Regions from separate parts of the Homo sapiens genome. Here region 1 is linked to region 2. A link is a loop called in an ENCODE intact Hi-C map of the cell type or tissue named here. Cell type or tissue: CD14-positive monocyte. All regions are shown on one strand.

Evidence for each region. Peaks named below come from ENCODE experiments on the same cell type or tissue, not always from the same donor. Only the 100,000 strongest peaks of a DNase experiment are listed, where the experiment ranks them.
Region 1: a loop joins it to region 2, with 2.1 times the contacts of the local background. A loop is called at or near these places in 3 of 110 quality-filtered maps.

The regions. Positions count from the first base shown.
Region 1 is chr3:122,232,030-122,234,529 of GRCh38, reverse strand. All of the region lies in intron 1 of CASR (calcium sensing receptor), which reads right to left. Among named protein-coding and RNA genes, the nearest start is that of CASR, 50 kb to the right of the region's middle. RefSeq lists an enhancer at 971-1,060. In CD14-positive monocyte, a CTCF peak has its summit at 1,265; DNase peaks (open chromatin) are centred at 799 and 1,309; H3K4me3 peaks cover 1,922 bases; H3K27ac peaks cover 2,490 bases.
Region 2 is chr3:122,299,003-122,301,502 of GRCh38, reverse strand. No RefSeq gene overlaps it. Among named protein-coding and RNA genes, the nearest start is that of CSTA, 25 kb to the left of the region's middle. In CD14-positive monocyte, CTCF peaks have their summits at 1,237 and 1,438 (motif pointing right); DNase peaks (open chromatin) are centred at 1,432 and 2,092; H3K27ac peaks cover 585 bases.

The DNA.
Region 1 (2,500 bases), 67 kb after region 2:
TTTTTCCTCCATCCTCCAGCAGTTTCCAAACTGATTTTAAACCTCTCAATCTGTCTAATGAGAAGTAAGCTCTTTAGAAAGTAATGGGCAAAGGTTATTATTCCTCTTCTTATTCAGCTGTGCCCACGTGTTGGTTACATTACACCAGGGGCCAGCCAACTACATTCCATGGGCCAAATCTGGTGTGCTTGTTTTTATAAATAAAGTTTTGCTGAAATACAGTCATGCCTAATCACTTGCATTATATCTATGGTTGCTTTTGTGCTGCAAGGGTAGATTTGAGTAGTTATGCCAAAGATTGGCCCACAAAGCTTGGAATAGTTAATATTTGGCCTTTTACTGAAAAAGTTGATTGACCTCTTCATGAAACTAAGCACAAAGAAAACCCTACTTTTGCCATGAACTGGACATTTCCATGACTTTGGAAACAGTTATGCGCCTGATGTGAGCAATGGCTTCTCCAAGTTGAAAGGAGCTGACTTCACCAGCTTTCTCAATCAGAGGAGTAAGGGTCCTCTAGTTTGTTTTGTGTCCAGAGATAGAGGTCACTTCTTTCCCTTGGTTATCATCTGACTCAGGAGGCACCAGGAGTCTGGTTTGTTTACCACTGGCTCACATGAATAGAGTAGGTTGTGTGGTGGGGACTCCCCCCAGTGAAAAACTTTTAGCTAAGGGTGGGAAGTCCAAGCTGTGAATCTGAATCAGCAGCAGCAACAATTTTTGTTCCCCTTAGATACTGTCAAATGGGTCAGTTCCACCGGGAGCTGGTTACCTTCCTGTGAAGATGGCTTTAAGGGGAGGTGGTGGCGTTTGGTTGGGAAACAGAAATACCACAACCGCCCAAGTAGCCCATGCGTAATCTGGGTGGGGCATAGACATAAAAGGAGGAAGCCCAGACTTCAAGTGAGAGAAGAAACATTCGCTCTGGAGACAGTTTTAATTCCGTTCCCACATCATCAGGTGGACAAAATTCCCCTGTGAAGTCGCCCTCTTGCATTTCTCTTCCTCATTTTCTCCTCCGCTACTTCCCAGCTCTACTCCCCAACACCCTGAGGCCCAGAGCAGGGTACCTGTGGTGAGATTAGAGAAGAGCAGGGAAGGGGACTGATGTCAACTCCATCCAGCCAAAGACCCCCAGGACTGGGCTGGAACTGGTGAGACAAGAGAGACACCAGGAGAGCAAAGTGTAGGGTGGCATTGCTTCTCATGGCCAGCCCTGCACTTGCATGAGGAACACCCTGTGCTTGGACAGGACATAGCAGAGAAGGAGAACGGTGGGGTGTCTCACCGACAGGGTGTTAGAAAGGACTTACAGGAGTGCGGTTTGTGGTAGGCGATTTTGGGGACGGTTTAAGGAAGTGGAGCTTTGCATGCTGTCAGAAGCAGGGGTAAATTCTATGATTCCATATCTTAATAAATCTTGTCTAGAAGGGAGGAAGACTAAGTGAGACTGAAGCTGTAAGGGTAAAGGAGTAGCAGTCACTCCTCCGAGCCAGAATAGGGAAATGTTTGGTTAGTTCCATGGTTTGGACAATGTTAACGTTTTTTGTCTGTGTTCAGACATGATTGTGGAGTGGTCTTATTTTTGTCTTTATCATGGTCACAGAGACATCTTGCTTGCTGTTGATGTTCTGTGAAGTTGTTTATGTTTAACAGGAGAACGCCAAGGCCTAGCTTATGGGACCACCCAGATCCAGGTTGTCAGGGGCCACTTTTCTCTTTCTCAGCAATCACTTCACTTTCTTTGAAGTCACAATATCACAGGATGGTAGAGTCAGAAAGGGCTTTCGAGATCATCTAATTGAAGACTCTCACCTTGAAGATAAGGAAATGGAACATGTGAGCTGTTACCTGCCTTGCCAACAGCCCACAGCCAGTTAGCATCCCACCTGGCGATTCCTGGGCCCTGCATACACTGGCCCTGCCTCCTCTCCGGCTGCATCTCCCACACCACTCTCCCTCTCTTGGCACCTAGCCTGCCCTCCCTTCAGTTCCTCCAGTGGGCCAAGTTCTTTATTGCCTTGGGCCCTTCCCATCCCTCTCAGAATGCTCTTCCACCCCTCTGACCTGTGCCTCTTGCTTAATTCATTTCTCTTCATCCATCAGGGATGAGGCATTCTTCAGGGATCCTTCAGTGGCTCAAACACCACTTCTCAAGGAAGCCCCTCCTGGTTCTCCAGGCCTCACTCTCGTGCTCTCTGCATCTGCGTGGCACTTCCCTGCCACAGTCCCTCTTGCTCTTTATGCAGCCAGGGACCTGGTCTGTCTTGTTCATTGCTGGCATACTCAGGACACAGCAGACACTTAATGAATGGCTGCTTCACTTCAAGCCCTGTGGAGGTTCTATCACTAGAATTCTTTTTATAGTACAATAAAAAAAAGGGATTGTGAATCTTTTCTTGGGGTTGCAATATAAACTTACAGTCCAGTTGCAAGGAAAGAATACAACAAGCTGAAGTAAAACTGCTGAGGTGTTGCAAGTAGCTGGAGGGTGAATCTG
Region 2 (2,500 bases):
TTATCTTTACTGATGATCTATATTTACTATGATCTATATTTACTTACCACAAAAACTGTTAAGAAAGGGAACTAGGACCAGCTAACAGGGAGGCCTGAGGACTTAGGCTCACTCTTTAGGTGACCAGAAACTTGAGCAAACAACCAGGTCTTTCTTTGTTTCTGACTCTTTGTCTACATAGGCAGGGGTAAAGGCAATGACCTGTCTTTGTGAATAGTTGGCTGCTGTGTATGTTACTTGGTCATTTGATGTTAGCAACCTGTTGGTCTTAGCCAGAGAAGCAAAGGCAGCCAAGAGAGGCCTATAAAAGGGGCCAGATAAATGAGAGACACTTTCATCTTTCAGACCCAGAAAAAGGAAGTGGGTATGAGTGAAAAAACAGACCCTGGCCATTCCTCACTTAAGTCTCTTAAGAGAAAGTTTTCTTGACAGAGTGATGGGGAGGAGAAAATGTGAGCCTTAAATTGGATTAGAAACTCAAGTTTTGGCTGGGCATGGTGGCTCACACCTTGTAATCCTAGCACATTGGGAGGCCAAGGCAGGCGGGGGGCAGGGAGGATTGCTTGAGTCCAGGAGTTTGAGATGAGCCTAGGAAACATGGCAAAAACTTGTCTCTACTAAAAAAAAAAAAAATTAGTGGGGAGCAGGGTGTGGTGGCACACCCCTGTAATCCCAGCTACTTGGGAGGCTGAATTGCTTGAACCCAGGAGTCAGAGGTTGCAGTGAGCCAAGATCATGCAACTGCACTGCAGCCTGGGTGACAGAGCGTGACTCAGTCTCAAAAGCTCAAGTTTTACACTAGACAAGACTTCTTTTTAATAAGTGAAAATGACTGGAAAGATGTAGGTTCTACCCAAAATTCTGGTAAGGGATGGGAAAAAAGATTTGGCAAAGCCTGGTCAAAGGCAGTAACTGGAGGAAAGTAAAACTATTTGAGTTTGTAGCCCACAATGTTCAATAAACTGGATATATTTGGTAACCATAATGGAAGACGTCAAATTTTTGTGCATTAATATAAGAAATAAAGATTCTGGAATGAAGACTTAGGTAGGATTTTTATTTATTTATTTATTTTTGAGAAGGAGTCTCACTCTGTCGCCCAGGCTAGAGTGCAGTGGTGCGACCTTGGCTCACTGCAACCTCCGCCTCCGAGGTTCAAGCAATTTTCCTGCCTCAGCCTCCTGAGTAGCTGGGATTACGAACACCTGCTACCATGTCCGGCTAATTTTTTTGATTTTTTTTTAGTAGAGACGGGGGTTCACCATTTTGGCCAGGTTGGTCTCAAACTCTTGACCTCAGGCGATCCGCCCAACTCGGCCTTCCAAAGTGTTGGGATTACAGGCGTGAGCCACTGCACCCGGCCTAGGTGGGATTTCTTTAAGCTAGATGTTGACAATCTCTCCTACCCTCTCATCTCAGGCTTTTACTGCAATTCAGTTATGCTCCACCAGGTGGTAGCAGATATCTTGGCTCTGTCATCCACAATATGATCAAATTATAATTTTCTGTATGAATTCCATTGTAGATTTAAACTATATATTTTCAAATAAAAATTAAAAACTAACCATTTTAATAAAAACTTTTAATCATTAAGTATTATTTTAGTACTTAATATCTAATATATTTATATTACTTATTTTAATAATATCTAATATATTTATATTAAGAATTATTTTAATATAAATAGAAATCAGTATTGACTAGTCATATTTTCTCAAGTCAAAAAGGCAAACTATATAAAAGTATTTTTCATTCTATCTCTAGCTAATCCTGTTCTTGTCTCTGGGCTTACTAGAATGATACTGTTTAATTTTTTTCTCTGGTGTTCTCTTGTATGTCCGTAGAAAATGACTGGCGCAGCTCTGGGACTTTAGTCAGACTTAGAAACACAAATTTCTTGCAGCCTCCTTCTGCTACTGGTTGTAGGATGTTGGTGTTTAGGGAATAATTTTTGTGCCTGCCTTCTTTTACTTGGCAATAATTTTCTATTTATCATATTCAGAGTTTCACTTTTATCCCTTCTGTTGGCAAAATCAAGAAATGAAAATCTCTGACCTGCTCAGACTAAAAATCCCCATTCCACCAAGTGAGGCTTTCTTCAATGAGAGGGCAGTAATTTCCCACTGATTCATAGAAGAACATCACTTTTTTTCCCATGAGCTTTTTGACTGGAAACTTATCTAAACTATTTTACATAAGGTGGTAGTTATCTTGCCACAAATCTGAGTTGCTACAAAATAGCTTTAAACAGTTCTATACAAAGGGAGCATCTTGAATCCAAAATGTAAAGTTTCTGAGCAAAAGTTTAACAAACATTTGTAAAGAGTTTTTAAAAACAAATCCCCCAACTTTTTGTTACCAAATTTCTAAACATTCAGAAACAGTGTAGCAAACACCTCTATATCACCACTCAGATTACATAATTATGAGCATCTTGCCATATATTTTAACATATATCTGTGTCTATTTTTTTGTATAAAACATTTAAAATTGAGTTGCA